Regions from separate parts of the Homo sapiens genome. Here region 1 is linked to region 2. A link is an interaction called in ENCODE POLR2A ChIA-PET data of the cell type or tissue named here. Cell type or tissue: PC-3. All regions are shown on one strand. Links, peaks and the distances in the headings refer to the core of each region. The heading gives the core; the rest is flanking DNA. Region 1 overlaps DNM3 (dynamin 3). Region 2 overlaps METTL13 (methyltransferase 13, eEF1A N-terminus and K55).

What was found. ChIA-PET counts read pairs that join two places held together with the same protein. Peaks named below come from ENCODE experiments on the same cell type or tissue, not always from the same donor. Only the 100,000 strongest peaks of a DNase experiment are listed, where the experiment ranks them.
Region 1: POLR2A ChIA-PET joins it to region 2 with 5 read pairs; 3 of 35 experiments call an interaction of 5 or more read pairs at or near these places.

The regions. Positions count from the first base shown.
Region 1 is chr1:172,018,036-172,023,415 of GRCh38, forward strand. The region is part of intron 4 of DNM3 (dynamin 3); the gene reads left to right. Among named protein-coding and RNA genes, the nearest start is that of MIR3120, 120 kb to the right of the region's middle. In PC-3, for the core only: no CTCF peak of the experiment used is centred there; no DNase peak of the experiment used is centred there; H3K27me3 peaks cover 3,083 bases.
Region 2 is chr1:171,792,188-171,797,567 of GRCh38, forward strand. It overlaps METTL13 (methyltransferase 13, eEF1A N-terminus and K55), which reads left to right. Exons shown (of 8, transcript NM_015935.5): 6 at 1-48; 7 at 2,209-2,340; 8 at 4,295-5,380. The coding sequence ends at 4,569. Among named protein-coding and RNA genes, the nearest start is that of METTL13, 13 kb to the left of the region's middle. RefSeq lists an enhancer at 1,619-2,818. In PC-3, for the core only: no CTCF peak of the experiment used is centred there; a DNase peak (open chromatin) is centred at 2,104; H3K27ac peaks cover 1,293 bases.

The sequences.
Region 1 (5,380 bases), core at 173-5,172, 230 kb after region 2:
GTGTTAGCATAGTATATCTTTCCTCATCTATTTACTTTTAATCTGTGTGTTTTTATATTTAAAGTGAATTTTTTGTAGATAATATATAGTTGTATCTTGTTGTTTGATCCACTCTAACAATCTCTGTCTTTTAATTGGTGCATTTAGACCATTGACATTCAAGGTGATTACTGACACAGTTGAATTAATATCTATTATATTTGTTACTACTTCTATTTGTTGCCCTTGTTTTCTTTCCTTGTTTTTGTATCCCACTCTTTTTCTGCCATTTGTGCCTTTAGTTGAGCATTTTATGTGATTCCATTTTATCTTCTTTCTTAGTATATAAGTTGCACTTTTCTAAAACTTCTAAGTGGTTGCTCTAGAATTTGCTATATACATTTACAACAATTCATGTCTACTTTCAAATAACACTATACACTCCCCGACTTATGATTATTTAACTTACAATTTTTTGACTTTATGATGGTGAGAAAGTGATAGAAATTCAGTACACTTCTTGACTTATTATGGTGTGATGTCCCAATTACAACCCCATTGTAAATACAGGAGCATCTGTACCACTTTAAGAGTAGTGCAAGTACCTGATAATAACAAAATAATTTTAATTCTTTCATCCTGTTCCTTGTATTGTTTCTGTCAAATATTTTATTTACATATAAGCATATGAATAGGAATAAAATACATTGTTGCTATTATTTTGAACAAACTGTTATCTGTTAGATCAATTAAGGATTGTTACCTTACTTATTCCTTCTCTGATTCTCTTGCTTTCTTTATGTAGATCTGAGTTTCTGACTTAATATTATTTTCCTTTTCTCTAAAGAATTTCTTTTAATGTTTCCTTGTGAAGTAATTCCACTGGCAACAAACTTCCCCAATTTTTCTTTATTTGAGAAAGTCTATTACTCCTTCACTTTTCCTTCCCCTTCCTTCCCTCCCTCCCTCCTTCCTTCCCTCCCTCCTTCCTTCGCCCCCTCCCTTCCTCCCTCCCTTCCTCCCTCCCTTCCTCCTTTCTTCCCTCCCTTCTTTCCTTTTTTCTTCCTTTCTTCCTTTGTTCCTTCCTTCTTTACTTTCTCTCTCTCCTTCTTCCTCTCTGTCCTCTCTTTTCTTTCTCTCTTTCCTTCTCTCTTTTCTTCTTTATCCTTCCTTCCTTCCTTTTCCTTTCTTTTTTCTTTTCTTTTATTTCATGAGTACTGGTGCACCAGGATCTCCTTCACTTTTGAAAGATAATTTTGCAGGGTACAGAATTCTAAGTTGATATTTTATTTCTCAGCACTTTAAATACTTCCACCTTTTCTTTTGTGCATGGTTTGTGAGGAAAATTCTGACATAATTCTTATATTTGCAATCCTTTACTTCTTTCAAGATTTTTATTTTTGCTTTTTTTTTTTGTATTTTAAATATACTATGCCTAGTTATAGCTTTTGGGGGGCATTTATCCCACTTGCTGTCGGAGCTTCCTGAACCTGTGGTTTGATATCTGATGTTAATTTGGGGGGAATTCTCAGTCATTATTTCTTTAAATATCTGTTCCTTTCTCTCTCTCTTCTTCTGCATATGTTAAACCTTTTGTAGTTGTCTCACCATTCTTGGATATTCTGTTCTGTTTCCCACCCTACCCCCTAGTATTTTTTTTTTCTTTTCGATTTTAGATGTTTCTATTGAAATATGCTCAAGCTTGGTGATTGTTTCCTCAACTTTTTCCAGTCCAGTCAAATGAACCCAATCAAAGGCATTCTTCATTTCTATTAGTCTTTTTGATCTCCAGCATTTCTTTTTATTCTTTCTTAGCATTTCCATATCTCTGCTTATATTGCCCATCTGTTTTTGTAGGCTGTATATCTTATCTACTAGAACTCTTAGGATGTTAATCACAGTTTGTTTTTTTTTTATTCCCAGTCTGATAACTCTAACATTAGAGTTAGAGTTCTGAGTCTGGTTCTGATGCTTGCTCTGTCTCCTCAAACTGTGGGGTTTTTTTCTTCGCCTTTTAATATGCCTTGTAATTTTTTCTTGATAGGCAGACTGGGTGCTATATGATGTACTGGGTACAAGGCATTGTGGTTACTAAGCTATAGTCATGTAGTGGTAAGATGTGGAGCGAGAGGAAGCATGCTGTAGTCCTGTGATTAGATCTCATGTCTTTTAGTGAGCCTGTGCTTCTGGACTCACAAGTCTCACAAGTGCTTCTTAGTTCCTGCCCCACCCCTTTAGGTGGGACCGGATGGCTACAGTGGACTAGAGTTGTGTATTTTTCTTCCCCTATATAGAAGGCTAGAGCAAGCTGGAGTTAGACATGTCCTTTGCCCTAATCTGTTAGGCTCTGGAAAACCCTCAGTAGTATAGGTTCTGGTTAAATGACTTCTCTTAAGGTCAGACCTTGATAAGAAGAACAGAATGGACCCCGCGCGGTGGCTCACGCCTGTAATCCCAGCACTTTGGGAGGCTGAGGCGGGCATATCACTAGGTCAGGAGATGGAGACTATACTGGCTAACATGGTGAAACCCCATCTCTACTAAAAATACAAAAAAAAATTAGCCGGGCATGGTGGCGGGCGCCTGTAGTTCCCAGCTACTCGGGAGGCTGAGGCAGGAGAATGGTGTGAACCCGGGAGGTGGAGCTTGCAGTGGGCCGAGATCACGCCACTGCACTCCAGCCTGGGCGACAGTGTGAGACTCCGTCAAAAAAAAAAAAAAAAAAAAAAAGAACAGAATGTTGTGGGATATTTCCAGTTGATCACTTTCCTCCTTTCCCTACCAGAAGCATAAGGGGATTTTTCTCTTTAATTTACTGCGAGAATTTATTTAATCCTCTGAAGGCAAAACTCAGGTCCCTGAAGCTCATCCACTCTGAGCCTTCAAGCGATTCATGGATTACAGTTTAAGTTTTCCTGCCCCAGCATTGTTTTCCATGGAGGTTTCTGCTCTTGGGTGTCTGCTCTGTTGAGTTGTGATTCTCTATATTCACCTGTCTCTCCAAATTTTGGGAACAGCTAATTGTCTGTGATTTCACTTCACTGACAGATCTAAGAAGGGTTGGTTTTTCAGTTTGTTCAGATTTTTACTTGTTGGGATGGAATGATTTCCAAGCTCCCTACATGCCAGATAGGAGTCCTGCTATTTAATTTTATCTTTCATAAAGGAAGCCTTGGCTGGGCACAGTGGCTCATGCCTGTAATCTCAATACTTTGGGAGGCCAAGGCAGGAGAATTGCTTGAGGCCAGGAGTTCAAGACCAGCCTGGGCAATATAGCAAGGTGCTGTCTCTACAATTTTTTTTTTTTAATTACCCAAGTATGGTGGTGCATGTTTGTACTCCCAGCTCCTCAGGAGGCTGAGGCAGGAGAATCGCTTGAGCCTAGTGAGCTATGACTGAGCCATTACACTCCAGCCTGGCAACAGAGTGAAACTCTGTCTCTAAAAAAACAAAACAAAACCAAAACAACAGCAAAATAAAAAAGGAAGTCTTTTGAGAGTTAAAGGGGGTTATTTTTAATAATTATCCCAGGACAAAAAACATAAACTGTAATGTATGATTACTGTATTGATGCAGTTGCCTACTGATGAGGAAACTAATATTTCAGAGCTAATAAGAGGTATAGGTGGGATTTGAACCCAGGCAGTCTGATCCCTGAGTCAGTGCACTTATCTCTATATTATGTCACACTCACACTTTTGGGGTACCTTGTGTAGCTTTTCAAAGTCTTCACTAGGACCTATCAATACTCATCATTGTGGTTGTTCTTTCCTGAAGAGACACATAATTAAAACACAATGTCACAATGATTTATTAGCTCTTAATTTATTATTTTTAATTTCCTTTTATTAGGAGGGCAAGAACTGTGTTAAATTATTCTTTAGTTATTACTGCATATAACCTCTTCTAAATCTGCAAGTTTTTCTCCTTCCTGGAATTCTGTACTTGCCAGAGACATCTAGTCAAACTTAGTTCTGTAAACAGTCTTAGATGATATAACTTAGTTGGAAATAACATAGCTAATCACTTGTAAATTTTAGCTAAGACTTAGGAGGCAGAAAAATTTAGTGATTAAAAATGGAATTAGGTTGCTGGATTTGAATGCCAGTTTCATGCCACACAGTCTGTGACTCTTAGGTAAGTGTGATTTTCCTCTCCAAGTCTCACTCTCCTCATCTGTATGCTTGAGAAGATAATAGTATCTATCTCTTGGTGGTTGTTTTGAATCCTATATGAGCCTGGCACATAATCAGGGCTCTTTATTTTAGCTGGATCTTTAGGTTTCTAGTGAAATGCTTTCAAAGCATGATGACTTTAAAATCCTTTCTGACAGTGGTTTTTAAGATCTATCAATGTAGGTATTGAGTCTGCCAGCAGGAGTTCATTGATTATTTTAAGCTGCCTATTTGTGTAACTTAATATAGATAAGAAAATGGTCCCCTTTGCCATTTTGGTATATCACTAAGTATAGATCTAGCTTCCTTTTCAGATATAAGGGAGTAGTAAAGAAAATACTTCTATAATCAACTTTTATTTTTATTAGAGCTATAAATATATATAGCTTTCTTAAAAGAAAAAGTCAGTGCAAAAGGCTTTTAATAGAAACAATCAGTCCCTTGCCCACCCCTCCTGACTCTTGATTATTGATTTCCAGAGGCTACCACTTACAATTCTTTTAGCTATTGATTTTGATAGTTACCTCCATATTTCTATGTAATCTGTTTATATTACTATTTTTTATTTTTCTTAGTTTTAGATACTCTCTTTTGACTTCTCACTGTAGAGAAGGAGGATTTAGCTGTCTTATATCCTTCTCCTATACTTATGTATACTCACACACTCACATATGCACTTATCCTCCTACATTCTACTAAAAGAATCATATTTTGCTGAATAAATTTTTATAATCCTGAAAATGTTATTCATAGCTGAGCTATGTGGTAAATTTTGGTTATTCTTTCTTCCATGATATTGTCTTTTTTGAGGTTGATAATTATCTCTGTTTGGTTTGTTTGCATAGTTTTCTGTACATCTATCACTAACGTATTCCCAATCTCCCCTACAGAAGTCTCAATCTCTCAGTACTTTAAAAACATTCTGGATTAGGTAGTTTTATGTTTATTTTCTTGGTAGAGGAAGAAATCTCTTCAGGACTCTCTGTTCTCTCATTCCCATAGATATCAATTGCTCTCTTGGTCTCATACTGGGATCTATACCATCCTGAAAACTTCCTTCTTTTCTTGGTTGTATTCCTGCTTCCTGGATCTCATGTCTTCCTCTTTATTAGTTTGCTCCCTTGTTTTGTAGAACACGTTCTTTAACAGCGTTCTTAAAAAGGTGAAAGGGAGGTAAAATATTTTGAGATTTGCAAGTCTGGAAATATCTTTTCCTACTGTCACGT
Region 2 (5,380 bases), core at 62-5,061:
TTGCAGATGGCCTGGACTATATCGCCAGCTTGGCAGGAGGAGGAGAAGGTACTGCTCTTGGAGCATTTGAAGGGGTGTTGAGGGATGATTGATGCGACATTGTCAGGCCCGCAAGGGCCTCTACAGTTTATCTCTAAGAGAGTGGCATGAGTATCGTTCCAGTCTTCAGCCTGTTCATTTGTTGATATACTTATTCACTAGAGTACCAGCTATATGCTTAGCACTGTGTTAGGTGTGAATGTAAAGCAATAAGTAAAACAGGCCATTCCTGCCCTTATGGTGCTAACAGACCAGTGGGCTTTTTTCTGACCTGTAACCTTGTCATTTCCTCACCATCTTAAGAAACCTGAAGTCTAACTGGGCAAAGAAACAGAGAAGAAAAGGTGGAATGTGTGTTGGGAGGTATTTTTGTAAATATTTCAACTGGAGGTAAAGCCAGAAATAGAGCAAAACAGTATTCATGTAAGATCAGTGGTATACAACCTCAGGGTCTGACATTTGGTAATGTATGGAGACAATTTTTCATTGTCACAAATCGGGGTGGGGGATGTTGCTACTGACATCTAAACGGTAGAGGTCTAGGATGCTAGTAAACATCTTACAATGTTCAGGACGGGCACTGATGACAGAATTATCTGGCCCAGAATTTCCACAGTGCTCAGGTGGAGAAACCTTGATGCAGATGGTACTCTGTGGGAATTTTGATAGGCCTTCTGCAACTAGAATTAAGGTTCCATTTGCTCTAGTAATTTGCATCCCAGATTTAGGACAAAAACCATAAGCATAATAATTTTCTGTAAAATACTAGGGACAGTAACTCTGCTATTATACAGATAGGCTGCTGGTGAGTTTAGTACTTTCTGGAGCTCGAGTCCTTCGGGGAGAAGGCAGTTAGGTTGGTTCAGTTCTGTTCAGGACTGCTGGTCTGCTCATTCCATAACAGATACTCTGGTCTCACTAGATTAGAATATTTTCCAGTAAGGGTGTGGCAAACTAGGAGGCCTGGGACAAGTATTGAACAGATGCTATCTTAATTTTAATTGCAAACTGAATTGAATTGTAACAGTTTCGTAGGTTCCCTCTCTGAGGCTAGGGTTAGTTTAGGTGCCCAAGCCCAGATAGCTAATACGGTGAAGTATTTACAACAGTGCCATGCACATGGTAAGTACTTAATCCATGATGTTACTGCTGTTGTTATCTATAGATCAGTTTTCAATGGCTCTGCCCATCTTCTGTAACACCAAAATGTTTCAGATTACTGGAGGGCTCAAGGCTGCAAATGCAGGCTATTGTTTTCCTTGGACTTTGATGAGCCAACATGTTCTCTTTGTAAGAAACCAAAATCAGATCTGTGCTATGAACAATGATAAGCATGCAGCAGTCCTAATTAAATACTTATTAATTATTGAATAATTATGACCACAGTCTCAAAATTTTCTAAAAACCTGTCAGTGGCATTGCAGACCTACCCCTTATAAAAACAATTTAACATTATAGTAAGGAGCAGATCCATTTCTTCATCAGTTCTTTCTCACCCATTTAGCAAAATCATTTCTTTCTTGAGTCAGCTCTTGTTCATGGAACTGCAAAGATAACACTAACTGAAATTTCAGAACATTTTCTCCTATGAGGCAAAATGTGCTGTTTTCAGAGTTAAAAGTTACCATTTGCTGGGTCAGCCCTTAAAGGCTTAGTCAGCTGCTTTGTCTAGATCAGTGGTTCTCAACTCTGACTGTATTTAGAATTACCTGGAAAGCTCAAGAAAAATACCAGAGGCTTCCCATCTCTCCTCCCATCTGCCCCCTACTACCCCAGGATATTTTATTCTGTTGGTTGGCGTGTAGTACACATTAGAAGCTTCCCAAGGTGATTGTAATGTTCTGCCACAGTCAAAAGCCACTGGTGTTGATAGACTCTTAACCGAGAAATATTCATGCAAAGGGGACCCCAGTAATGTTTTTGCCTTTGGAAGGTGCTTTTAAATGTGGAAGAAGGTTCCATCTTTACTATGGGACACTCTGAACCCTGATGACAAAGACTCCCCTGGGCCATGACATCAGTGCCCTTACAGGCAAACCACATCCTCTGTGTCATCCTTCTAACTTAGTCACCATGCCCACCACTGGTAAAGAGGAGGTATAGTGTTGGAATGTAAATGGTATTATTTTATCCAGCAAAGACAAGGACTTGTTTCCTTCTTTTTCCCAGCACGGCCTTGCTACGATGTCATAATGTTTGATGTTGACAGTAAGGACCCAACACTGGGAATGAGTTGTCCGCCCCCAGCATTTGTGGAGCAATCTTTTCTACAGAAGGTTAAAAGCATCTTGACTCCTGAAGGTATGGAGAACAAAAGGTGGGAGAGGGAGGAGAGAAGGGACCATTAACAAAAATTATCTTTTTAATGAAAAATGCACAGAAGTGCGAGCTCGATCAATTTTTCCAAATTTAATACACCCATTTACTAGCACTAGACACAGAAAATTTCCAGCTTGCCAGAAAGTCGTATCTCTTATCCCCTTTCAGTAACTTGTCCTCGCAAGAGTAATCACTGTCTTAACATTTGTCCACCCAGCTTAATTTTGCCTGTTCTTGTTCTTTATATAAATGGAATCATATGGAATGTTGGAATGTTCCCTTTTTTTTTTTTGAGACAGGGTTTTGCTTTGTTTCCCAGGCTGGAGTGCAGTGGCCTGATCATGGCTCACTGTAGCCTCAAACTCCTGGTCTCAAGGAATCCTCCCACCTCAGTCACCTGAGTAGCTGGGACTACAGGTGGATGCCACCATGCCTGGCTAATTTTTTTATTTTTATTTTTTGTAGAGATAGGATCTCAACATGTTGCCCAGGCTGGTCTCAAACTCCTAGCCTCAAGCGATCCTCCTACCTTGGCCTCCCAAAGTGCTGGGATTACAGGCATGAGCCACTGAACTTGGCTGAATGTACTCTTTAAGTGTCCATTTTCTTTCACTCAACATGATGTTTGTGAGACTCATTCACAGTGTTGTGTTTACATGGCTTATTTTTATTGCTGTGTTATATCATGTAACTTAACACAATTCGCTTATCCATTCTACTGTTCGTATTTGGTTTGTTTCCTGTGTGGGTCTATTATAAGTGGTGCTGCCATTAACATTCTAGTATATGCCTTTTGATGAATTATGTTTTCAGATCTCTTGGGTATATACACAGGGTTGTAATTGCTGGATCATAGGTTATGGGTATGTTTTTGGCTTTTGTAGATGCTACCACACAGTTTTACAAAGTGGTTGTAGCAGTTCACACTCCCACCAGCATGGTGATGCTAGCTACTACATGATGCTTCCTACACGTGCTCTACTAGGCAGTGTGTTATTTAATCTTCATAGCAGTCCACTTTTTGGATGAGGAAACTGAGGTTGAAGATTTGCCAAGGTGACGCAAGGTAACAGTTGGGGCTCAAAGTCAGTGCCTTGTCACCTCAAAACTGGAGCCTTTAATCCCTATGTTAACAACCCTCTAGGTATTTTTGATTTGGTGTAAGGCACTGTGGTAACTGGCTTGATTTGGAATCTTAATTGTCAGAAGTCAAGATAACCTCGGCCCTGTCACTGGTTAATACTCTATGGTGTGTATGCCAAGAATGTAATATCCCTGTGGAGTTGGTAAATTTTACTTTCGTAGGGAATCACTTTCTATTGATTGATTGAGACAAAGTCTCATTCCGTCACCCAGGCTGGATTTTGGCTCACTGCAACCTCTGCCTCCTGGGTTCAAGAGATTCTCCTGCCTCAGCCCCACTAGCAGCTCCTGCCTCAGCCTCCCTAGCAGCTGGGATTACAGGCGTCCACCACCATGCCCAGCTAATTTTTATATTTTTAGTAGAGCCGGGGTTTCACCATTTTGGCCAGGCTGGTCTCAAACTCCTGACTTCGAGTGATCCGCCTGCCTCAGCCTCCCAAAGTGATGGGATCATAGACATGAGCCACCGTGCCCAGCTGGGAATCACTTCTTTCTCAAAGCTATTCTTTGAGAAGCTATTTGGGAAACTGAGGCTTGGAGAATGGTAAAATAACATGTGAGCAGCACAGAAGAGCAAGAAATAAGGCTGGAGTTTGTTTATGGCTCACATGCTCCCCATGCTTTTCTCCATCTGCCTTTCTATGCTGTGTATTCTCTGCAAACTCATCACCACCGTGTGTTTTAGTCCACCAGTCTCCCTGGGACAGGAATTGGTATTTTCCTCAAAGCCGATCCTTGTCTTTCATATGTCTCCTGATGTGAGGTCATTCTGACTTTTCTTCCTACCCTATAGGTGTTTTTATTCTCAACCTTGTGTGCCGAGACTTGGGGCTAAAAGACTCAGTGCTGGCTGGGCTCAAGGCAGTGTTCCCCCTCCTATATGTCCGGCGAATTGAGGGTGAAGTGAATGAGATCCTGTTCTGTCAGCTGCACCCTGAGCAAAAACTTGCCACACCAGAGCTCCTAGAAACAGCCCAGGCTTTGGAGCGGACCCTGAGGAAGCCTGGGAGGGGTTGGGATGACACGTATGTCTTGTCAGATATGCTCAAGACGGTGAAAATTGTGTGACTGCTTAGGCCAAGCAGCCCTCCTGCCTAGACTGACCTTGGACTCCCAGCCTGCCAGAGAATGAAGAAATACAACGCACAGTACTTTTGAAGCTTCGTATTTTTCTTGGTTTCACACTCAGCTACATGTGACCTCCAGCTTGGTGAGGTTGCCTGAAGATTAGGGAAAATAAAAATGTCCTTCCCATCTTGTCCTCTTCAGTACCACTTGGGTTGGTTTGTCTTTGCTTCCTACACCACGTCCTTGAGTGGAGTTCCCTGCTGAAGCCCCTAGCACACACTGCATGCCTTAACAAGTGTGTGCAAGCCCCTCAGAACTCAAGACATCCAAATTTTATTGCGTCTCTACTTATACTGGTTTGCTTTTGATTTATTCCTCTATTAGTTCTATAGGAGTGATCTCAAGTGAGATAGCAGAGCAAGATGCCAAAAGACCATAAATAGAGTAAGGTTTCTATAGATGTGAGACAGATTTGAGAGAGCATTTACTCTGTCTCCCTGTGGATGAAACTGCTGCTGAAATGGTTCCAATTTTTAGGAATCTGCTTACCCACTTCATTATTTGACAGCTTTCCTTGGTGACCCAAACCTTGTAGCCTAAGCCATTTGTCTTTTTCTCAGTGGAGGGAGTGTATGGACCTGGCCCCATGGCTTTGCATGTTAGAGACCTGGCAGACTAAAGTCTCTAGTGTTTGTTTGCTCACATTTGCTGAGTGACAGCTATGTGCCAGACTGCATAAAGGGTGGTGGCAGAAGTGAAAATGTTTAAGAATGACCAAAAACATTAGTAATGAAAGTTAATGTGTTCCAGG